2 separate regions of the Homo sapiens genome follow, and region 1 is linked to region 2. A link is an interaction called in ENCODE POLR2A ChIA-PET data of the cell type or tissue named here. Cell type or tissue: PC-3. All regions are shown on one strand. Each heading gives the region's core, and the rest is flanking DNA. Links, peaks and the distances in the headings are about the cores only. Region 1 has its middle 39 kb from the start of BCAR3. Region 2 overlaps BCAR3 (BCAR3 adaptor protein, NSP family member).

Region 1 (12,410 bases), core at 2,694-10,693, 64 kb after region 2:
TTAAATATTCCCTGAAGGGACACAAAACCACAGAAATGTGCTCCTAGGCTAGGTCCAGGGTCACCACAGCCCAGCAGTCTGTCTCTAACATGGGAGTCCTTCAGAACATAAGCTTCAAAATCCCTGAGGAATCTGAAGCAACTTACCCTGAGATCAGCCTTCATGAATTCATCAAATCCCTCTTGGCTTTACTTGTATTTTCAGCCTCCAGTGTGAAGGGATAAAAATTCTTTTAACATACTAATCACAACTAAGACCGCCTTTCTTTTTTTTTTTTCAGATGTCCTAAAACTTCATATAGTTCAAAGGTTATCCTGTACCTACTTCTAGCAACACAATATTTAAATGAAGATTTATAAATTAATTAAAAACCTAAAAAAGATGATAATAGTCTCATCCGTGACTTTCGCAGTTTTGTAAGCTTCTGTCATATCCATTTTCAACTCCTGCCTTTACAGACCAGAAAGATTTCTCAGGAAAAGCATTTTTTTTGAAAATAAAATCTCCCATTCCATCTGTTTATCATCTCTGCATACTCTCCTCTGGGTACCTTTCCTAAGGGTCAGTGACAAAACCTGTACAGAATATTCATTCATTTATTATTTACTTGAACACTCATTCAACAATATTTATTGCATGCCTACCATGTGCCAGGCACTGCAATTTTGTATTAGGCAAAAATGGAATAAAATTACAAACCAGGAACACCTCCTTGTTCTTCCCCCCTGCTATTCTTCCTGGCTCAACTTCTAGAGCAAACACTGATGTCTGGCAGTTCATCACCCCTTGTGTTTACCTACTTTCTTTTCTTGTTTCTTTTTTTGTTTTGAACAGTTAATTATCTTTTAGAAATGTTTTCTTAACTTTTCACAAAGTAAAATTGTCTTTTTTCCCTGGAAAGGTTGTAAGTTCCTAGGAAAGATGACAGAAACAAAGATTGCCTTGGAGATTTTCATCTACCCCTTTGCAGTAGGCAGGACCATTTTAAAGGTGAGGAAAAGGAGGTTCTGGAGAGATCAACTCAGCTGCCCAAGATCTCTCAGCTGATTGATGATGGGGCTGGGATTCTTACTGAACATGCCTGGTTCTAAGCTACCAGAACTGCCAAATCACCAGCCTGCCTCTTAGGGTGCCAGAGCTGGTGGCTCACACTTACTTGAGTACCCCAGAGAGCTGAGCTCAGAGCTGGCCCACAGCAGACACTCGAAACTATTTATGGACTTGACTTGATTTAAATAAATGCAGACGGTTTGGCTGACGCAAGGCAATTAACCTGACAGCACTTCTTCCCTCACGTTATAGACAGATGGTGGCTCTTCAGGAGAAATGTGAAGACCTGGAGTGTTGTGAATCATTATCTCTTCCTCTCCCCAGCTAACCGAGATAAAAGCTGTAGGCTTGGCCTTGACGTTGCCCTTTTTCAATTTCTGTCAGAACAAGCCACAAACCTTAATGCGTTTGAGTAGCGCTCAGCCAGCTTGCAATTATTTGTGGTGACAGGGAGCAAGGATGGCATCCACCAACCCTGCCAAGTTTACTTTGGGCCACAAATGTCAGCGTCTCTCCCCTGCCCTTCCAGCAGAGGTTTGCGAGCTGCAGGGTGTTGGAAGGGCCCAGAACAGTTTGCAGGAGTGAGAGTGCAAGATGCCACCAGGAGTGAGTGGTCTCAGAAGGAGCCAAGAGCTAGCTCCCTATGTCTTAACACACTCTAAAAACACAATGGCTATTTAAATGCTCCTTTGGTGTTGAAAAATGATTCTAACAAAAGATCTTTTGCACTTTTCTAATTTTGCACCATGTGTATGTATTACTTATTCAAAAATAAATGAACTTTAAAAGAAGATCTGCATATTCTCACATCCAAAGCCTAAAATAGCAATAGCATACAGTTGATGTCACAGCACTGGCCTGAAGTCAGCGGAACTGGGTATTATTAGTTTCTACTTTGCCACTAATATTGTTTGTAAAACACCAATTTCTCTGCTCAAAACCCACTGAAGCTCAATCACCTACAAGATAAATTCAAACTCATTAGCTTGGCCTGTGAGATCAAGGGTGATCTGACTCTTATCTCTCTGTCTTAGCATAGATTTCCCCAAAACCAGGCCCTAAAAGGATTTGGTTTCAAGTACTGCAAGATCACTTGAGGGAGCTGATCCCCAGAGTGTGGTAAGGTAGAGGGGACGTTGAGACAACCAAGAGGAATGCCGAGAAAGGGTGCCTCATGAGCAGGTGACCACCATAGGAAACTTGGGTTCAATCTCCCACAGCGCCTTGGAGAATCTGTGTAGAACACACCTTGAAATTATCTAAGGGAAAGGAACTTGTGGGATTTGTCCATTAGCTCCCCTCCTCATTGGCTGAGGGCTGACTGGAGGGCATCCACTCTGATCTTCTAGTCTGCTTTATGCAGGAGATGGACATGCTCTCAGGAGCAGAGCATGCACTCAGGCAGGGAGATGCAGGTGCACGAGTGGTGAAGCTGTAGATGGGCTCGGTAGATACAGACTGAGGCCACAACACTTTGCAGTTCTATCAACAGGTGGAATCAATTTCTCTACTCCTTGAATGTGGGCTGGCCTTTTGATGAACAGAACGCAGAGGTTACAAGGTTGTAGAGGTTCTTAGCTAGAACTCAAGAAACCGCACAGTATCTACTTATACTCTTAGATCTGTGCTGCTGCCATGTGAATAAGGCCAGGCTAGGCTGCTGAAGGATGAGAGACCTCATGGAGCAGAGATGAGTCATCCTAGCTGAGTAACCCCAGATCAACCAGTCCCCAGCCAACCTGCTACTTGATCACAGACACATGAGTGAACCCAGCCCAGCCCAGAAGGAGGCCCAGCTGAGCCCAGCCAAAATTGCTGAGTTTGTAATTGTGAATTAAATAAATTGTTGTTGCCTTGAACAACTAAATTTGGGGGCAGTTTTTTAAGCAGCAAAAGTTAGTTGATTTTGCATTTAGGCCAAGGGCTACATGGAAGTAAGAATTGGAGATAAGAGGCTGGGCGCAGTGGCTCACGCCTGTAATCCCAGCACTTTGGGAGGTCGAGGTAGGCGGATTGCCTGAGGTCAGGAGTTTGAGACCATCCTGGCCAACATGGTGAAACCCCATCTCTACTAAAAATACAAAAAAAATTAGCTGGGCATGGTGGCATGTGCCTGTAATCTCAGCTACTCAGGAAGCTGAGGTAGTGGAATTGCTTGAACCAGGGAGGTGGAGGTTGCAGTGAGCCGAGATCGTGCCGCTGTACTCCAGCCTGCACGAGACTCCACCTCAAAAAAAAAAAAAAAAAAGAATTGGAGATAAGAGAACTGTGCGCAACCAGATTCCTGTCTTCAGGTGACAGGATGGTTTCCTTTGCAGGGTTGTTATTGGGGCTGCTCATTGTGGAAAATTGCGTAAGAGTCTGAGAGTGTGGCCTGCGTTTTTGGAGGGGTCTAAGCTTAATATTAAAAACAAAATCAAAGCAATTGCAAATCTCTTTTATTTATGGTGGCAGAGGGTTGAACTTTTTGTCTGTTCATTTGCAGATTACTCTAAAAAGACAGGGAAGCCTAAAGTTCACTTCACTTGGTTGTTACTTGGTTCTGTTTGTCACATTTAATATTTCCAAGTGTCTAAAGACTTTCTCTGGAAACTTCCTGCGTTCACAGCTCTTAAAATAAAATAATAAATTTAAACATACTCCTGCATTCTTGTAGCAGATGTTGAATTCCAATCAGAGGATGAGGAGAAGTTTCATGACAAAGGACATGTCATTTGGCCTGAGTCTGGTAAAATAAATGGAATTTGGGCAGGTAGAAAATGAAGGAAGATAGAAGTAGTTTTCTAAACTTTGATACATATGATCAGACTCTCCCTAGAAAGACTGAAACCACTAGACCCCAAAGATGAAGGTAGAATGCGTACTAATGCAGCAGGGTGAGAAAGCGCTGGCATGTGGTGCAGAGGGAGGCTGCAGTGTGAGGAGCGATGCTGGGCCAGGACACAGCAGTATGATGGGAGAAGGGCAGGGATTCTGGGGTCAGGCTTAACTACTGGCTCTGCCATATCCTAGCTGTGGCCTTACATGCACTACTTCACACCTCTGGGCCTCAATTTCCTCAACTATAAAATGGAGATGATAGCTACATTAAAGGGCTGTCATGAAGATTAAGTGAACTAATGTAAAGTCCCTCCAGGATGCTTGGCCATAAAGTAAATGCTGTCTAATTTTCACAACCATCTGAACTACATTGTTTTTCTTTTTTTTTTTTTTTTTTTTTTTTGAGACGGGGTTTGGCTCTGTTACCCCATGCTGGAGTGTGGTAGCATGATCTCGGCTCACTGCAGCCTCAACCTCCCAGGCTCAAGCAATCCTCCCATTTCAGCCTCCCATGTAGCTGGGACTACAGGCATGCACCACCACACTCAGCTAATTTTTGTATTTTTTTTTTTTTTAGAGACAGGGTCTCCCTATGTTGCCCAAGCTGGTTTTGAACTACTGAACTCAAGCAATCCGCCCGCCTCGGCCTCCCAAAGTGTTAGGATTACAAGTGTGAGCCATGACGCCCAGCTGAAGTATATTCAAAAAGATGTCAATGGATTCCTGGATGATGGTGCCTCACATGGCCACTTGCCTCCCCAGACCACCAATAGAGTTGCAGGTTTATTAGTTTATCTTTTTCCGCCTGTAAAATCGTTTCTGGGTGAAAGGGAAGCCTCCAAATAAACCCCACTCTCATCTCCAGGTTCTCATAGAGCCCACTACTCTGGAAGGTCCAGCTGGGACCCTGCCATTAGCAAATGGTTGATGCTCCATGTTGTATGAGGGCCCTCTATTGCATCAGCTTTTGCTTTGACAAAGAAATTAAAAAGGAGTAAGTTAGTCTCTATATTTAAACTTTCTTGTTTTTTTTTTTTTTTTTTTTTTTTTGAGACAGAGTCTCACTCTGTTGCCAGGCTGGAGTGCAGTGGCACAATCTTGGCTCACTGCAACCTCTGCCTCCCGGGTTCACATCATTCTCCTGCCTCAGCCTCCCGAGTAGCTGGGACTACAGGCGCCCACCACCACGCCCGGCTAATTTTTTTGTATTTTTTAGTAGAGATGGGGTTTCACTGTGTTAACCAGGATGGTCTCGATCTCCTGACCTCGTGATCTGCCTGCCTCGGCCTCCCAAAGTGCTGGGATTACAGGTGTCAGCCACCCTGCCCAGCCTCTATATTTAAACTTTCAATGTGGAAATGCAGGCACATAATTAGTTTAACGAGCTAAGCACTGGTGATAAATGCTGAACTGCAGTGGAGAAGTCCTTTGAACCTGTACATAGACAATCAGCAAGTGTTTCATGATGTTCATGTTTACGGCAATTCTGATGGAGAGAGAATCTCTGATCCTTCTGGGAAGAGGAATTGGGTCCCTTGATGCATGAAGATTTGAATGTTCACTTATGATTTGCTCAAAGTTGAATTTTACAATTTTTTATTTTAGAGACAGAATCTCATTATGTTGCCCAAGCTGGAGTGCGGTGGCTATATTCACAGGTACAATCATAGTGCACTATTGCCTTGAACTTCTGGGCTCATGTAATTTTCCTGGGCACTGGTATGTTGTAGAATAAACCCGTGGGTCTTTCTTATAAAAATCCTCAGTCAAGCAAGGGACTGGGATTTGTGAAGCTCTCAAAGAAATGAGGTGGTGGCTGCCAGCTGGCTATGCCTCACTTCCTTGGGAAGGCCTCTCCTTCCACCTGTTTCTCCCCTGAAGTTCCACAGGGTTTTAGGATGCTCTGGGTTGCCTGGGGCCTCAGCTCTGTGGACGTGCAGCTTCCCCTGCACATTGCATCTCTGAATGAAGGCTTCCTCTGGAGGCTTTAAGAAAAAAGTGTTAAGACAAAGAGGGCAAGTTGAAATTGTGAGATACTGCAGAAAGAAAGATCCTGGACTCTGGAGGCTGGTGCCACTCTTTCCTGGCTGTGTGCTCTTGGGCAAAACAGGACCTAACTTTGGAGTATCCTTCTTCACTGCTGATACAGGGGCCTGCAGGAGCATTCAGTAGAGGGGCTTCTGCCTCCAGACCCTGGTCTCTCTGAACAGTGGTGCCTTACATGGCCACTCGCCTTCCCAGACCACAGCGCCTGATGGAGACCCGAAGTTGGGTCGATGCTCCGGTGCTGCGACTGCCTCCTCCACAGGCCAAGACTTAAAACTCCTACTGCCTTTGTTCCTTGTGTGTTTGTTTTTTCCTAATAAAAACTCAGAATCACTTTTATTAAAATAAATGAACAACTACAAACAAAAGGTAGAAAGGAGGAGGATGCTCCCCGGAGCCAGAGGAACACAGACCCACCCGCCCCTACACACCCTGGGCCTGAGGGCCTGGCCCTTTGGCCTTCCTTGTGTCTTTTTCTCACTTGTGGGGAGGGGAGAAGAATGAAGAAGCTGCCGGAACTCCCAGGCCCTGCGCTCTCATGGTGTCTGCCTGCCCTGCCATTAGCAGGGCAGGAGGTGGCTGGAGTGGAGCAGGGTTGGGAGTGCATCAGGGTGTCGGGCAGCAGGGCTAGCCTGAGCCAGCTCCGCAGGTGCTTCTGGCTGAGGCGAGGCTGACCCTGGGAGCACCGCTGGAATAGTGGCCACTGGTAGCGGCTAGATTGGCAGCTCTGGGCACTTTAGAAGTTCAGGGATGCCTCAGACTGGAAGGGTGGCATCTAGGTGGGGCAGGAAGGAAGGGTAGGAAAGGTTCCTCTGAAGTCAGCATGGCAGGGATTAGTAGTAGCTGGGAGGGGACAGTTACTCAGTTCCTGCCATGCCCTGCAGACTGGAGCCCAGGGCCCAGTGGCTCAGAATCCTTGGGAACAGAATCCTCAAGAACAACATCTTGAGCCTGGAGGAATACAGCAGTGGTTTGCCCAGGTTGTCCCCTCTGCCCAGAGAGTTCACCTCTACTTTGTCAACCCAGAAGAATCCTGGCATCCCTTAGGATCTAACTCAAATGTCCCCTCCCCTGGGAAGCCCTCCCTGACTGCATGCAGGAAGCATTCCTCTCTAAGCACACATGACTTTGTATTGTTATTCTCCTGGGAATGCGACGGAACTTTTCCTAGAGATACAGGCCCCAGTGGCCAGGAGACCTCTAGAACAGACTGGAACCCTTGGTAAATGTTTGCTGACCTAAGTATGGTGGAGAATGCTTGAGGCACATCTTCTATCTGTGCTCCAAGAAGGAGAACGACCCCTCACCAAGCCCATTCTCGTGGCCTCCACTTAGGAACTGATGCCTCTCACCGATTCCAATGGGAGCTGTTCTTTCTGAGCCTTTAAGTTCTGCCACTGCTCACCTCCTGAGAGGCCATGTGACAAAGTAGGGGAGGTGGCCTCTGGAGCAAGGGTTCCTCAGGTCCGAATTCTGTTTCCACCACCTACTAGCCATATGGCTCTGGCCAGGTTAGGAGATTGCCAGAGTGCCTACTGGCTATGAGGACTAAAGGAGTTACCATATGCAGGAGCACTTAGATCAGTGGCTGGTGCATCACAAGTGCTCAGTAATGACAACTATTATTATTATTATTGTCTCCCCAAATCACAGAAGCAGACCTCCACACTGTCTCAGGGACTGTCCTGAGTGCATAGGGAGACAATGGGTGTGTGGGGACTGGCCATCCTGCAGCTCTCCACAGTCTCGGCCAGGTCCCATGGGGGAGGGGCGGCCATGGCCGGTGGCTAAGGACAGGCCTATGGAAGGGAGGGCCTGGGGGTGACCTGGCTCCCGGTACCGGATCCCATGCACTCATAAGCCTCTCCAGAACTCCCGAGTGAGGGCCTCCTAGAGCTCAGGCCTGCCTTTCTGTTTTTGGCTTCTTGGCCTTTACTGCGTCCTTGGGGACAGGCTACTATTTTAGGTAGCAGTCAAAATAAAACTGAGATTAACCCAGAATTCTTGGCAGTCAAACAATACCATAATTATGTGCTTTTTAACTTCAGAAATCAGATAGCCACAGCTGACCCGCCACGGTCCATGGGGTGCCCTGGGGATACTAAGGCCTCCATCCTGCGCTGGGTCACCTCTGCACACTCTAAGCCGCAGGCAGCCACTAGAGGACTGTGGGGCTCTGAGGGACGCTATTTCTCCTCCTGGGAGCCATTGTCTGAACAACAATACAACTTGCTTTCACACGAGACGTTGCCAGGTTGGAAGGGTGACTTATTACTTTCTATATCATAAATCCTCTTGCCTAAGTCCCAGTCCCAGGGACTGGTGGGCTGTGAGGGAACAGAGGAGGCTTGTGTTCCGGGCTGGGCTCTCAGGGCAGGAAATCACCCGGAGGAATATGTTTGTGCTTTGATTGCTGACAAGGGCCGCAGACCCTCTAGTCAGGCGAACAGGCCCCTTCCTCTTTGCAGGAGCCAAGGGGGAGGGGAGGGAATTAGTCACACACAAGAGCGACAGGATTAGGCCCCTGAGAGTAAAATCCTTCACTCTAACCCAGAAAGAGGAAAAAAGAATGGGAGATTCAAATAGATGGGGGTTGAGATGATGTCAGTAAAGGTCACCGCCTGAAGAACAAAGAAGCAGCCGTGATTAGAGGCTTGGGCAGACCTCTAAGCTCTCAGGCAAGACCTCAAAATGCCTGGAAGAAAGAAAGGAACCAATAGACCCCAGCTCCAGAGGCAGTCCCAGAGGTGTAGCTGGAAAAAAACAATTTTCCCTGAAACACTGACTTGGCCCCAGGAATAAGGTCCTTCTGGAAACCTGATGCTCCTAGCAGGGGTACACATCTTAGCAAGGAAAGTGGTTTGCAGGGAGATTTGAAATAGAAACACACACTCCAGTGTCCTCTGGCCGAGCTGCCCTGTTGGCATGGAGGCAAACAGATACCCTGCATGGTGACAGGCTTGCATTCCTTTAGGGAAAGGCCATCTGGGCGTGGACACCCAGCATTCAAAGGAGCGATGTGCTGGAATGGTCTGGCTGCTCCCTCCACACCACGATGGAAGCTGCTTTTGCTGATGACTGTAGCTGCGCACTGTGCCCCTCTCAACCTTCAGCATCCTCCATTGACTCCTCGCTCCAGGGTCCTCAGGCCCAGTCTTTTCCACCAGCTCCCTGGGAGAGTCTCCTGGGAAGAGCACATTTCTTTAAGGATGGATTCTGACTTTCCACTTGGTTTTAGTTTGTTTGATTTCCACCCCCTCAATGCCTTTATTAAATGTCTTTCTCTGCCACAGGAGCCTCAGGAACAACAAGACTTGGGAGGTTGTTCTTGAGGACTGAATGATCCTGAGACATGAACCTTGTCTCAGAGACAGGACCTTGAATTTGATCTAGGAGGCAGGCAAAGGAAAAAGAGGCTGTGATAACCACTGAAGGAGGCCAGGAGTTTTATACAGCTGGGACTGGAATGCAGGGCCTCTCGGCAGTTCTCTTGGTAAAGGCGGATGGGTTTTCATGCTAGAAGGGCTACCCTGCTCTTATTTTCCCATCCTGTGTGGTCTCTAATTACAAGGAGATGTCGAATTCCATTATGAAAGAGAAGCCACTTGGCCACCTCCCTCTGGGGACCTCATAGCAGTGCCTTTGTCTCTGCAGACCTGGAAGAAATGAACTGATCCTCTGTCCAGGCCAGTAGGAGCTTTTGATGAACAGGTTGGGGGGCAACAAAGTGATTAAGTAGGGCTGAGCACTAATCCCACTGAGCTGCAGCCTGTGCTTGGGCAGCTTAGCCAAAGTGAAAACAAGGGGAGCCACAGAGGGGAGCCCCACAGAGGGGAACCGAGGCCCCCAGAGTTAGGATGCCAGCGCTGGTGGCTGGGGGGTCCATGTCCAGCCTCTCAGGTGGGGACATTGGTAAAGAAAGGGCCACCATCACACCAGTCCCATTGTGAATGGACTTCCGAAAGGCTGCGTCCATTACTGGCCTGCAGTGCCTTCCTGGTCTGTTTCTGCTGCTGGGGCAGCCCTATCTTTGGGCCTTCATACACAGGAGCCCTTGTTTGTTGGACTGTTATAACTCCCAAGGAATAGACGCCACCAAATTTGTACATGTAAGTGGTGCCTGCAGAGTTCAGAAAGCTGCCGTAGATTCTTTCTTGTGCAAGGGGGTGCATCAAAGGATCACACTGCAGAAAATGCCTGCTTCCTGCAGCACTGTGAGCCTGTGTCTACAGGGATGACCGGCTGTCCAGTCTGAGCTACCTGGCTCCCCTCCTGCCACCCAGCCTGGTGTCCAAGGACTCTCATCTGGGAAAGGTCCCATCTAGTGGGCCTTGGAGAGGTGGGCCCCTTCTCTGGATGGGCCACAGGAGAGGGAGGTGCTGGAGAAGATGGCGGGAAGCCGATGCAATGTCCTTACTACCCCTGACCTGCCACTGGTATCTGAATAGGATGGGGCTGGTGGAGGTGTCCTCAAGGGTTTCTCTCCACTTCCACCCACCAACCCATAAAGACCTCTGAGTGCATTAGCCCTCTAAACCATTCTTAGCTGAAACCCCAGGAAGGGGTTTCAGTACTTGAAACTGCCTGACGGAAGGGTCCAAGGGAACTGATGAGTGAGGGAAATGCTGTGAGCACCTGTGGGGTAAGTTGCACCAGCCAAGAGCCTCTGTCCCTCTTACCTACTTCTCCTCACCCTGCTCTGCTTTGTCTTTCGTAGCCCACAGCACTCGTCGCTTCCCACTACACTTCTACGTAGTTCACCTCCTTCTCTTCATTGTCTATGTCCCACTCATGTGTAAGCTCACAGAGGCAGAGACCCCGTCTCCTTTATTCAGCAATACATCCCAAGCACATATAATATTTCCTGGCACCAGTAGGCACTCAAAAATATATACTGAATGAATAAATTTCATGTGGGATGTGGATGCATGATGGTATGTGAAATATTATAAGATTAGACTTCCAGAAATAAGCATTACATAGGGACTGTGAGGGCCTTAAAATGGCCCAGCCTGCCTGTACTTCCTTTGCTAATGAGGCCGAGCATCTTTCCACATATTTATCACATATTTGTGTTTCTTCTTTTGTGAAATGCCTGCTTATGTCTCTTGTTCATCTTTTCTCTTGGGTTGTTTGTCTATTTCTTTCTGATTTGTAGAAATCTTTTACATATTCTGGAAACAAATCCTATATTGATCCTATTGTGTATCTCTCAGTTTGGGGTTTGTTTTTTCTATTTCTTTGTGGTATATTAATTTTAATGTAGCTTAACTTATTAATCTTTTATGATTAATGCTCTCTGTGTCTAATGAATTTTTTGTATTCTGAAGCCATAAAGATATTCTTCAGTATTCTCTCTAAAAGTTTTAAAGGTTTGTCTTTCACATTGAAATCATTAATCCACTAAGAGTTGATATTTGGGTAGAGGTGAAGTAGGGATCCAATTTTTTGCCTTATTAACCACCAATTATCATTACTTATTTACTAGCCCTTTCTTTTTCCAGGAATCGGCAGCTTCACTTCTGTCTTATATCAAGATTCCATATTTGGCAGGTCTATTTCTGGGCTCTCTATTCTGTTCCATTGGCCAGTTTTTCCATTCTGGCATCAGTACATTTTATCTTGATCACCACTTTATAATAAGTCAATAATATCTGGTAGAGAAATTCCCTCTTCCTTATTCTTCTTCTTCAGAGGTTATTAGCTTTTTTTTTTGTTTTTTTGTTTTTGAGACAGGGTGTCACTCAGTTGCCCACGCTGGAGTGCAGTGGCAAACACAGCTCAATGCAGCCTTAACCTCCTAGGCTCCAGCGGTTCTCCCACCTCAGCCTCCTGAGTAGCTTAGACCACAAGTGCATACCACCATGCCCAGCCAATTTAAATATATTTTTTTTTGAGAGAGAGACAGGGTCTCATTATGTTGCCAAGGCTGGTCTCAGACTTCTGGGTTCAAGCAATCCTCCCACCTTGGCCTTCCAAAGTGTCAAGATTACAGGCATGAGCCACCGTGCCTGGCCTATTAGCTATTCTTAATACTTTACAGCCCACCTAAATTTGGAATTATCTTGTCATGTGTCTCAAAAAAAATTCTGTTGGGATTGTGAGGGGAATTGCATTGGCTTAACTGCTTTAATTAATTATTTTAGGGAAAGCTGATGTAATTGTGATAGGGAGTTTTCCTGTCTATGAACTCAGATTACTTCTTGACTTTTAGGCCTTCTTTAGTACCTTTGGATAAAGTTATACTTTTCTCCACATAGCTCTCACACTTTTGCCCACAATCTGGATTGTGTCTTATAGTTGATGGCATCTTGCAATTATAATTGGCAGTCTTTTTCCTTTCTTAGAGTGCATAAAGTCGTGGTTCATCGTATCACTGATGGTGTCTTAGATTCTATGAAATACACTACTTTTATTGCTTTGCAGTAGTATCTTTTTTAAAAAAACAAACCACTAAATTTCTGCCCACAGGTGGTGACTACAATTAATTTTTG
Region 2 (12,410 bases), core at 1,447-9,446:
AGTTGACCATTCAACACTGAGGCTACAAAAAGGCACAGAGAAGTTGCCAGGTAACTCTCCCACTCTGGCCTTACCCCTACCCTACACTCCCTTCCCCTCCCCCTTTTATAAAAGGGAAGCCAAGAGAAGCGGCATCACATTTAGGATGCCTCCCAAGCCCGTGTCAGCACTGATCTCATCAGGCCTGTGGAAGCATCCACACCGGGTTCCCCATGTCAACATGTTAGCCCATGCGGCCACACACAGACAAACCAGCGGTGCTCTCTGGCAGTGAGGCCAAAAAAAGTTAGGCAAACTACCCAGAGAACTTCTGAGGGGGTATTTGGCACTTCCCATGAAATTATTCTGCTTTTCTTCATCTAAAACGCCTTGAGAGCCGAGAAAAGGATAAGACTAAAGTTCCCTCTTAGTGCTGCTCCCAGGTGAACCCAGCAAGGCCTGCTACGGGAGCCTTGTTCATTCTGTTCTGAAAGCAAACAGGAGTTCAAGTGTTCTCAGATTCTAGTTACAGGGCTCCAAGGGGTCCTGGATCTGCTTATTCTCCTCACCCTTTTTAGAGAAGCATGGGAAAGAATACAAGGACAGTATCATAAAACCAAGTTAATGCATTACAAATCCAAAAGCTTTAAAAAATCTGAACCAAATTAAAATTATATTTAAATGCAGAAATGCTGTGTCTACTTCTTTCCCAGCCAGCCACCCAATCGCTGCTAACCAAAAAGAAGACATTCTCCACACCCAGACACCCTTTCCAGGGAGCTAGAAAACATCACAGTTGGCCCTATAGACCGAGCCTCTAATTGGAAATAGAATATCCAATTATTTACACAAGACTGTACAGCAAACAGTTCTTGCACCACAGATTTCTATTCTCTAAGACAGATCACTAGAAAACAAACAGAGAAACTTGGCGATATAAATGAAAAGGTTTTTTTTTTTTATAATTTTTTTTGGCTTATGCCAATTATGAGTCCTCACCCTGTGATTCCATGGTGGGTGCATCTCTACTTGCAACGGAGGGTCTGGCAGGCACCTCGGCCCCTCCTGGCAGGCACGCTGCCCCACTGTGAATGGCCAACAGGGAAGCCAGCAGGGTGAAACTGGACTCCCTCATTATTTTGCTTTTAAGCTTATGAAGTTTTAAATAACATCACTGTGTCTACTCTGGTTAAATCATTCTTTCCAGCATCCCACTTTTTAAAGTTCAAACTTTAGAAATGTTTAGTTGAGTCGCAGAAATGATATTCTTACTATTTTAGTTTGTTTCTCATTAGTAACCAGATTGACAATTTCCTCCCTCTTAAAAGGACACTTGATCTGTAAGTGTTTGTTATTTTGAATTAAGAGGTCCTACTCTTCAGCAAAATTTCACTAGTACAGACCTTCTTTTCCAAGTAGTTGAAATACAGATAGGGAAGGAAGGTTACTTGTCAGTCTTAAGTTATAGAATGTTTTAAATGAATGACTGTTTACTTCTTTAATTATTGAATAAATTAATGGCTAAGAGTATTGCCAAACAAATGTTTTTAGATATAACAAAATGGAATTGTTTGCAATACTATCAATATTTCATGCAATGGAGGAATGTGAAAAGCTAGCGCCAACTACTGCAGACTGAGTAGGATAAAGGCTCCCTTTAAGCTCCACGCACACTAGCAATCTGTAGAGGTGGCACACCTCCTGTGTGCACTTGGCATGGTGTCTGTATTCCAGTTCACTGTATTGTATATTTTTTTATATATGCTCTTTCCCTCTACAGGGTGAGCTTTCCAACAGTCGTAACATGTCTACTTTACGCCCAGTCATCTCCCATAGTTCTTGTATTCAGCCCACAAACATCATCAAGCATCTATAATATGCCATGCACTAGGCTAGACAATGGAAACACAGGAACCAAACACAAAGCCCCTGACTCCAGAGAGGTTACAGCACAGGGCGGAAGACAGCTTAACAGACCCAACAAAGCTCAGGTTGGCGAGAAGGTGCCAGTGGGTGGGAAACACTGTGGAGAGGCCTCCAGGCAGCATCTGAGCTAGGTTTGGAGCACTCAGTGGGGACTTGTTTCAGTGAAGAAGCCCCACATGGGGTAGGTGGTGATGCGAAATGCTCCAGGCAACAGGAGAAGCATGTGCAAAGATATAGGGACACAAGGCAACATGGTACATTTGGGGGACTGCAAGCTGTTCAGGAGTCAATGCCACCTGAGCGCAGGCCACCATCATCTCCCGCTGGACACCTGCAATACCTTCTGCATCTCGCCAGCTCCACAATTTGCTCTCTACCCAGAGCCACGATGGTCCTTACTCAGGCTGCTCCCACCTCATCAGAACAAAACCCTCAAGTCCTCACCATGCCCTATGAGCCTGGTTGGCCTGACCCCAGCCACCAGTCCAACTTCATGGTGGCAGGCAGAATTCCTAAGACAGCCCCCCAAAATTCCTATCCCCTAGCTACTCAGTCAAAAATTAGTCTGGTGTTTAGATTAGTGCTGCTGCACAGGGATTTTGTAGATGGAATTAAGGGCTGAAGTCAGTTGATGTTACGAGACAGTGATCACCCAGGTGGGCCTGACATGAAGTATGACGGGGATCTGATGTGAGGGACCCTGCCGCTGGTGCAGTGTTATGAGAAGGCCTATGGCACAGAACTGCAAGTGGTCTCCAGGAGATGGGAGCTGCCCTCACCACCGACAGCCAGGAAACAGAGACTTCAGTCCTACAACCGCAAGGAACTGAATTCTGCCAATAACCTGAATGAGTGTGGGAGCAGATTCTTCCCCAGAGCTGACATCCTAAGTGGGACACCCTGAACTGAGACCTCAGCTGAGCTAAGCCAGACTTCTGACCTACAGAAACCGTGAGGTAATGAATGGGTATGAAGTCGCCAAGTTTTTGTTACACAGCAAAGAAAAATGAACATGCTCATTGTCTATTCCACTCTTCCATCTCAGTCACATACTGACTTTTTCTTCCTGTTGCTCAGACATGCCAAGCCTGCCTCTGCTTCAGTGCCTTGGTACTGACTACTCTTTTGCCCAGAATATTCATCCCCAGATACTCAGGGGCTTGCTCCCTCCCACCATTCAGGTCTCTGTTCACACACCACCTCCTCCGAGAGACCTTCCTTACCTAGCCTATTTAGATTTGCCCCACCACTCCCCTCTATCTGCTAATCTGGCTTTATTTTTTTCCATCATACCTGATATTATAGTAAATGTCTGTTTGCTCAGGGTCTATCTTTCCCCTGGAATACAACCCTCCAAGGGTGAGGCTTTGTCCAGTTTACTCACCTTGGTACCCTCAGTGCTTTGCACATGGCAGTTGCCCAGTGAGCATTTGCTGGATTCTTGAGTAAGAGAACAATAAACCTAAGCGCAGCGTTCGGGGCAGCAGCAGGAACAGTAAGGGGCTGGGAGCTGAGGCTGGAGAGGAGGCAGGGCCAGGTCACAAGGGGCTTGGATGCCACACAAACATGCTTAGACTTTATCATGATAGCAATGGGATTTATTGAAGGATCTTAAGCTGGAAAATAACCAGAGATTTGTGTTTTTGAAAAGTCCCCCTGCAGCAGCATGGAAATCAGATTAGCTGGAGGGCAAGATAGACTCAGAAAGCCCAAAGAAGAGGATGTTGGCATCATCTGGATGAGAGATGATGATGAGACTTGAACTAGAGTGTGGGAGGTGGGGGGATGGTGTACAGATTTAAGAAATTTTTCCAAGAATAGATAGCTCTTGATAAATGACTGGCTTTGGTGAGTGAAAGGGAAGAGAGAGGTAAGGACACCCACAGAATTCTTTCCAAGGAAACTAAGTAGATCATGCCTGGCACATGGCAGGCACTCAATCCATTTGTTAACAATGAATTAGCAAATACCTTTGCCTCCAAGCACTATACTATACTAACTTTCAAGACCACTGGGATCTGAATAAATAAGAATTCTCTTCATTACTACTTACTTCTGTGGCTATCAGTGCACATATGACTGCTGCCACACAACTACTGAATAGCAAATAAGCTCTCCTTCCCTCTCAACTGGTAAATCAGCTCTTTTAGGAGAGTCTTTCACATCCTTCAAATTATGGACACATAAATCTTTCCCAAAAAGTACAATGAAACATGACAAACATTTAAGGGATCCCTTCAGACCAACAAAAATAGTCAACCCATGAAGGAAAAGCAGAGAACAACAAAACAAGGGAGCTGTGCAGACACTAGTTAAGAATGCATTTTTAGATCTTAGGCTTTCCTTTTGGCATCCTTTTCCTTCTTCGTGCAGGACATTCTCTGTTTTCATTTGTCTAGGAGTCTCTGTATTCACCCTTGTTCTTAATAGTTTTGATAGGCACAAAATTTTAAGTGCCTCATCTTCCCTTTTGGCCGATGAAAATCTGCTATCAGTCTAATTGTTACTGTGCTTTCTTTGCCCTTTGACTGCTTTTGAGATCTTTTCATTGTCTTTGGTGGTCTAGTTTTATTGCAATGTGTCTAGGTGAAGATTTACCATTTCTCATTATTATTTAAAATTTGACCATTGCTTTTTCCTTTCTCTCAATTTTCTCCTTCTAGAGCTCTGGTTAAATGTACTTGGGGCTTTTCCTTCTCCTTCAGTGTCTCTTTCATACTTTCCATTGCCTTTTCTCTCTGTGCTATGTTCTGTGTGATTACTTTCTGTCTTTAATTCATAAGTATTTTCTCCAGTCATATCTAATTTATTATTTAACCTAGCCATTGGGTTTTATATTTTTATTGATTATAGTTTTTTATTTCTAGAAATTATAGTAGGTTCTTTTTATATTTTCCTGTTTATTCTGAGACCACTTATGATTTTATCTTTTTAAAAAAAAATGTACCATACATCGTTATTTTATAGCCTGTATCTGATATTCCAATATCTGAAGTCTTTTTTTTTTTTTTTGAGACTATCTCACTTGTCACCCAGGCTAAAGTACAGTGCACAGTCATAGCTCACTGCAGTCTCGACCTCCTGGGCTTAAACGATCTTCCTGCTGCAGCCTCCTGAATAGCTAGGACTACAGGCATGTACCACCACACCCAGCTAATTTTTTAATCTTTTGCAGAGACAGGGTCTCGCTATGTTGAGCCTCTTGCCTCAGCCTCTCAAAGTGGTAGGATTACAGATATGAGCCACTGCACCCGGCCTCTAATATCTAAAGTCTTTGTGGGTCTCAGGCTATTGTTATTTCTGCTGACTTTCACTCTTTGGGGCTTCTTTTCCAGTGTGTATGGTTGTTTCTGAAAGGGAATTTACATTCAGCCAAATTTGTGGATAACCTGAGTAGCATTCTGTTGAGCAAGTTTTCATCCAAAAAAGATTTGCATTGTTTCGTTACTAGTGGGCACTGCCAACCCAGACACTTTGATTTCTCTATTTTGGATTTATCTGAAAGCAGGTAATAGGAATTTGAATTCCCAACCAACATAAAGACTTGACCCGTGGTTATGGATTCTTAGGAGAAAAATTATTGCCATTATTTTTTCCCATCAGCATTTGTGTAGAGACAATAGGTTTCTTTTTTGGTTCCCTGAAACAGAAAATCAAAATAATCCTATAAACATTTAAAAAAACCTGAAGAAGTAGTTCAATATCTTCCCACAAAGAAAATATCAGGCCTATATAGTTTTACTATATAGCAAATTCTTCCAAACTTTGGAATTATTTATTACTTGAAAATTATATGAACTCTTCCAGAGACAAAAAAGAGGGCATTATAACTTTGATACCAAAAACAGACAAAGTCAGTAAAAGAAAAGCATAGGCTAATATCACATGAGTAGGTATGAACAAATCCTAAAAAAGTATTGACAAACCAAATCCAAGAATGTATAAAATATATATCATAATCAAATAAAGTTTATTCCAGGCATATACAGTTTAACATGAGAAAACCTGTTAATACAATTTACCACATTCACAGATTAAAAGAGAAAAATAATTTTGAACATTGAATTGATGAAAAAAGCATTAAAAGAATCCTTTAAGTCTGATGTATGGCCCACAAAAAAAAAAAATGAAAAGAAAAAGAAAAAATAATCCTCACCTTTTCATAATGTCTGGAATTAAAAAAGCTTAATGAACTGGACATGCAAGAGAATTGCTTCAACCTGAAAAGGGTATCTGCCAAAAACCTCAGCAAGTGTCATTCTAGATGGTGAAGTATTAGAAGCATCACTAAAATCAATCAGTCAGAAACAAGACAGCATGTCGCTTGTTACTGCTTCTTTTTTTTTTTTTTTTAGACAGTCTTCCTCTGTCACCAGGAGTGCAGTGGCATGATCCTGGCTCACTGTAACCTCCGCCTCCTGGGTTCGAGCCATTCTCCTGGCTCAGCCTCCCGAGTAGCTGGGATTACAGGTGCCCACCACCACGCCCAGCTAATTTTTGTATTTTTAGTACAGATGGGGTTTCACCATGTTGGCCAGGATGGTCTCAATCTCCTGACCTCGTGATCCGCCCGCCTCGGCCTCCCAAAGTGCTAGGATTACAGGCTTGAGCCACCGCGCCCAGTCCGTTACTGCTTCTTTTCAACATTGTCCTGGAGGTCTTAGCCAGTACAGTTAAATAAAGTAAAAGAAATAAAAGGTATCAGGACTGGAAAAGAAAGAACAAAACTGGTTGTAATGATTCAAAACAGTAATGAGTCACAAATGATGACTGTCTGCATAGAACACACAAAGAATCTATGCAGAGCTACTAAGAGAGTTGAGCAGAGTTCAAGACCAGTCTGGGCAACATGGTGAGACCCCGTCTCTACAAAAAAAAAAATACAAAAATTAGCTGGGCATGGTGGCACACTCCTATAGTCTCAGCTACTCTGGAGGCTGAGATGAGAGAATTGTTTGAACCCTGGAGGTGGAGGTTGCAGTGAGCCGAGATGGCACCACTGCACTCCAGCCTGGGCGACAGAGTGAGACCCTGTCTCAAAAACAAAAAAGAAAGTTGAGCAAGTTTCTTGGATATAAAAGCGCTATGCAAAAACCTTAGATTTAGAACTTACTGAGGGCAGGGACTAGAAGGCTTACATGTCTTGGATGGAGTTCTTGCTTTGCTGGTGTTTATTCATCCTGAATGAACTCATTCCTAGAACACTTAATTACAATGTAACACAACAAGATTTAAGATGAGTGTAGCCAGTAGGCTGAACCTCTCTGTTTACCAGAAGCAGTGGGGCCCATGAGGAACAAACACCTCAGCCTTGGAGTCCACTAGTCTACCATTTAACCAACCCATGCACCAGGGTATGTCACACAATCAGGAAAGGTGAACTACACAACTGGGAGACAGTGTGCCCTCCACAGGCAAACTGGGGGCTTCCGCTCATTTGCATGTGTATATGGCCTTAGAATCCAGAGGCTTCACCCCTTGTTCTCCAGCATGAAGCTTCAGCAACATCTCAAAATCTTAGCTGGGGATAAGAGGGAATGAAGGGATAGGGGAAACAGAGATAGCAACAGGTTTTTTGTTGTTGTTGAGACAGGGCCTTGCTGTTGCCCAGGCTGGAGTGCAGTGGTGCAACATTGGTTCACTGCAGCCTCGACCTAATGGGGTTAAATAAATCAATCCTCCTGACTCAGCCTCCTGAGTAGCTGAGACTACAATCGCATGCCACCATGCCTGGCTAATTTTTTTATTTTTTATTTTTTTGTAGAGATGGGGTCTTGCTATGTTGTCCAGGCTGTTCTCAAACCCCTGGGCTCAAGCAATCCTCCCTGCTCAGCCTCCCAAAATGCTGAGATTATAGGCATGAGACACCATGCCTGGCCAGCAACCGGCTTTAAGTCTATGAAGATTTTGCATCTACTGGACAATATTCCTTCTACTATAATAGAAATATATATTATATATATGGTTACATATATAAGTATAATAATGTTCTATTAGATAAGGTTATTACATGGGACAGTCTAGCATTCTCATTTTATATTTTTTAGATGACAATCACGGTTCTAAGGTCTTGCCCAACTCACCAGCCTAATCTCCTCACCTTGCTCCTTACACTCCAGCAAATTTAACTACTTGGAATTACCTGTATCAATAGGCCTGGGGTCCCCATCCTCTTCTCATTCATCCCTGGCTTCTCTGACCACACGTTCCCACCCCCACCCACACACACAACTCATACAATCAGTGACATCTCCTCAGTGCTCCTTTCCTATGAATTATAAAACTTTGTGATGACAAACAATTACAATTCGATATACCATGTGTATTCCCGTCTATGTCCCTTACTGGACTATGAGCTCACTAAGAACAGGGACCACACTGTATTCACCTTTGTACCTCCCGTGCAGTTGCTCCATGTATGTTGGTTTGAATAAATGAACGTGTGTGTGTGTGTGTGTGTGTGTGTGTGTTTTCTCTAATACGCGGAAGACCTAGACCTTCCTCCCACTACACTCTATGAGTTCACTAAGGGAATAAAACATTGGAAGGAGAGAGGGAACAAGAGAGAAATGTTGTTCTTGGATTGACAGGCCCCCTCATTAAGGAGATAATTTAGCCACAGGCCAGCGACCGAACTGTGATGGCCTCAGACAGAACTCCCTCAGCAACAGAACAGCACTGCTGCCAGAGCAGCGCCTGGCTCCCCAGCCCCAATGAGACCAGATGTTTTCAAAGTGATACTGTGAGAGGCTGGCTGATCTTGTTGAAAATGAATCTCTCTGAACATGTTTAAAATACCAGGGAGAAACTTAATCAGGGAGATAACCAAGAGAACAGACAGAGTTTACCATAGGGCCATTTCTATCTGTTTACCAGGAAAAAGAGAAAACAAACAGGCTTAAAATGGGACACGCCTGGTGAGTGCAGAAATGACATTTTTGGAAAAATATCAGCTAGTGTGTGCTTAGATTAGCAGGTTATTTACTGATGTTGGGAATCATATTAAGGTCCCAATAAAGAGTTACTTTCTTACTGCAGGCAGGGGAATATTGTGCATATAGCCTTTGCTAAATTTAAAAGCAATGTAGCTAGCTTGCTTATTTATTTGTTTGTTTGTTTGATACAGAGTCTCGCAATGTTGCCCAGCCCAGAGTGCAATGGCACGATCTTGACTTACTGCAACCTCTGCCACCCAGGTTCAAGCGATTCTCCTGCCTCAGCCTCCCAAGTAGCTGGGATTACAGGCGCCCGCCACCATGCCTGGATAATTTCTTTTTTTTTAGACGGAGTTTCACTCTTGTTGCCCAGGCTGGAGTGCAATTGCACGATCTTGGCTCACTACAACCTCCACCTCCCGGGTTCAAGTGATTCTCCTGCCTCAGCCTCCCAAATAGCTGGGATTACAGGCACCCGCCACCATGCCTGGCTAATTTCTTTTTTTTTGAGATGGAGTTTTGCTCTTGTTGCCCAGGCTGGAGTGCAATGGCATGATCTCCGCTCACCACAACCTCCGCCTCCCGGGTTCAAGTGATTCTCCTGCCTCAGCCTCCCGAGTAGGTGGGATTACAGGGATGCGCCACCACGCCCTGCTAATTTTATAGTTTTAGTAGAGACGGGGTTTCTTCATGTTGGTCAGGTTGGTCTTGAACTCCCAACCTCAGGTGATCCACCCACCTCAGCCTCCCAAAGTGCTGGGATTACAGGTGTAAGCCACTGCACCCGGCCTACAAATTTTTGTATTTTTAGTAGAGACGGTATGGGTTTCACCATGTTGACCAGGCTGGTCTCGAACTCCTGACCTCAAGTGATCTGCCAGCCTTGGCCTCTCAAAATGCTGGCATTACAGGGGTGAGCCACCATACCTGGCCCAGTGTAGCTTTTTTTTTTTTTTGAGACGAAGTTTCGCTCTGTTGCCCCAGGCTGGATTACAATGGTGCAATCTCCGCTCACTGCAACCTCTGCCTCCCGAGCTCCAGAGATTCTCCTGCCTCTGCCTCCCAAGTAGCTGGGATTACAGGCATGTATCACCACACCCGGCTAAATTTTTTTGTATTTAATAGAGACGGGGTTTCACCCTGTTGGTCAGGCTGGTCTCGAACTCCTGACCTCAGGTGATCCACCCACCTTGGCCTCCCAAAGTGTTGGGATTACAGGTGTTAGCCACTGCGCCCAGCCCCAATGTAGCTTTAAACAGAGAACTATAAAACTTCTAGATGTGCGCTTAAATATTTTTGTTTCATCCCCTTGCAAAATAAATGAGAAGAGATTCAGTCTTCCACATCTTAAAACATACCCATTGATCTTATTTGTTAAAGTATGTTTTACTAGCAGTTAGCAGGATTAAGGCTGACACTCATTTTATATTCTGCACCCAGGGTTAACACGTGATGCGAGAAATTCCTTTTCACGAATACAGAAGAATGTTAGGGATACTTCATGATTAAAGCAATAGAAGTGCTTCAAAGCAGGAGAGGTCTAAACAGAAGCTCACTGCTCTGCAGTCAGGGGCAGATTCACCTTCCATTTCTGATGTCTAGAGTTAAAAACAATTCACCAGGTATGATTTGGGCAGCCATGTGTGACCAACTCCGATGGTCAGAATATTAACTTTAGTTAATGCTCCTGAAAATCACGGGAGCTTCTTTAACAGCCATAGCATGCTGCTGACTCATTCTGAGGCTGCAGTTCTCCAGATCTTGAAATATTTTTCGTGTGTGGCTGTTTAGCCAAACCCCATACTTTCATTTGTAATGAATGGTTTTGGACTCTGGTGCTAGTCTTTCTTTCTCCCTCTCAAGTTGTATTCAACTAGGTTTGGTTTGCTGTTTCAAAATACCAAGATCTCTTTTTTTTTAAAAAAAAATCTCATTTCTGTTGCTCTGACCTATTAACAATTCCCCTAGATTTGTCATTCATGTATGTGATCTGTATGCCAATATTATTGTCTAGAAGATTTTTTTAACTGATGAAAACAGGGGACACAGCCTCCAGCGTGCTTCCTGTATTATCATCTAGCCTGAATTTTCCTCACCCCACGGATAGCACCAGTGACTGATTTGCATGCATGCCTTCTCAACATTCTTCTAAGCTTCCAACCAAGTAACCCCAGGAACTAAAGTTAATCTGGTATGACTGGCTTTTAGCAAAGCCCTGATAGCTACTAACGATGACTGCTTCCTTTATCAAGTATTCAAAAATCGTTGTCTTGATAATCCACTTTATAATAGAATATTTCCTGAGATCGATGTCAAGCTTATCATTTTGTAGCTTTTCTCTCTCTAAATCCTTTTTTAAAAATTAAACTATGTATCCACCTGCATCCTTCCTGTAGTTCTTGTTACTCCATTATTCCTCCAACATCACATGATTTGATGATCTCAGTCTCACACTCCCTCAGTCTTCTTGGACTTTGGGGCTTCACCTTATCGGGTGGCATTAGAGTCTCTTGTCATGGCCTCATCTACTCCAGGCCAGCGATTCTTGCTTCACATTTATCCTACCCTTTCCAGTCAGAGAAGTCATTTCTTGATGGAAAAAAATGCAAGCTGAACAGAAGCTTAGCAGTTTGGTTTCTCTCACAAGCCCCTCTCTTTGGTCTTATTGTTCCAAACATAACTTCTGAAAGCCCTTTTGTTACCCTTCACATTTTTCACAATCCTCTTTTCACTCTGCACTCTGTTTCTTTACAGCCCAGAGCCACCCTCTGATATGGACCTTGGTTGCATGACCCGACCTTCCCTGGGTCTGGCTCAGGGTCCAAGGTCAGGAAAGCACAGAGGAAGTGGCAGCACAGAGAAGGCAGGTCCAAAGGAAAGGGTTATCTAGAAAGTGCCACCTGCAGTCAGCAAGTCAAGGAGAAAAAGTAACATGATACCTGGAAAGATGTTAAGGTCAGAGGTCAGGAAAGGCAGGATTGCTTATCAATCCAGTGGAGCAATACAAAGGGCTATACCGTGGATGAGAAATTAGGTCAGTTGCAAAGAAGATGGAGAACAGGTGCTGCTAAGGAGAGGTAGTTCAAATGGGCATCCTTCCTCTGAGGGCTCCTTACATGCACAAAGACCTGGCCTTTCTGTCTTTGAATCTCCAGCACCTAGCATAAAGCCTGGCACACCAAAGTTCAACATACTTGTGAATGAATACATCAAAGTGGCCCTGGCTCCTCATTACCACACTGGGGGAATCCTTTAAAGGAGCAGGTTCAGACTGGAGTCAGTCTTTCATTCACATCCTTAAACAGAAGAGCTATCTGGATGGCCACATACCTCTTCCTCCTTTGGAACTGGGGTCACAGCATTGTTTTTAATTGTCCTGAACTGTGTTTCTCTTTTTAAACTTGAGGCCATGGGATTGTGTTTATCATGTACCTCGACCTTGGGAATCCTTTTTCTTACAGTCTAGGGTAGACTATAGACAAGAACACATTTCCCTCCCTGGCTGTCAGAGATTCTAAGGCCTGATTACTTCTAAAATGCCTGGTTCTTTCATTTCAACAGCGAGTTCCT

The links. Peaks named below come from ENCODE experiments on the same cell type or tissue, not always from the same donor. Only the 100,000 strongest peaks of a DNase experiment are listed, where the experiment ranks them.
Region 1: POLR2A ChIA-PET joins it to region 2 with 10 read pairs; 7 of 35 experiments call an interaction of 5 or more read pairs at or near these places.

Annotation. Positions count from the first base shown.
Region 1 is chr1:93,714,440-93,726,849 of GRCh38, forward strand. It overlaps a transcript of BCAR3 not described here. Among named protein-coding and RNA genes, the nearest start is that of BCAR3, 39 kb to the left of the region's middle. RefSeq lists enhancers at 2,691-2,760, 2,771-2,890. In PC-3, for the core only: no CTCF peak of the experiment used is centred there; DNase peaks (open chromatin) are centred at 2,762 and 6,752; H3K27ac peaks cover 3,960 bases.
Region 2 is chr1:93,651,709-93,664,118 of GRCh38, forward strand. All of the region lies in intron 2 of BCAR3 (BCAR3 adaptor protein, NSP family member), which reads right to left. Among named protein-coding and RNA genes, the nearest start is that of BCAR3, 24 kb to the right of the region's middle. RefSeq lists an enhancer at 10,177-11,376. In PC-3, for the core only: no CTCF peak of the experiment used is centred there; no DNase peak of the experiment used is centred there; H3K27ac peaks cover 1,561 bases.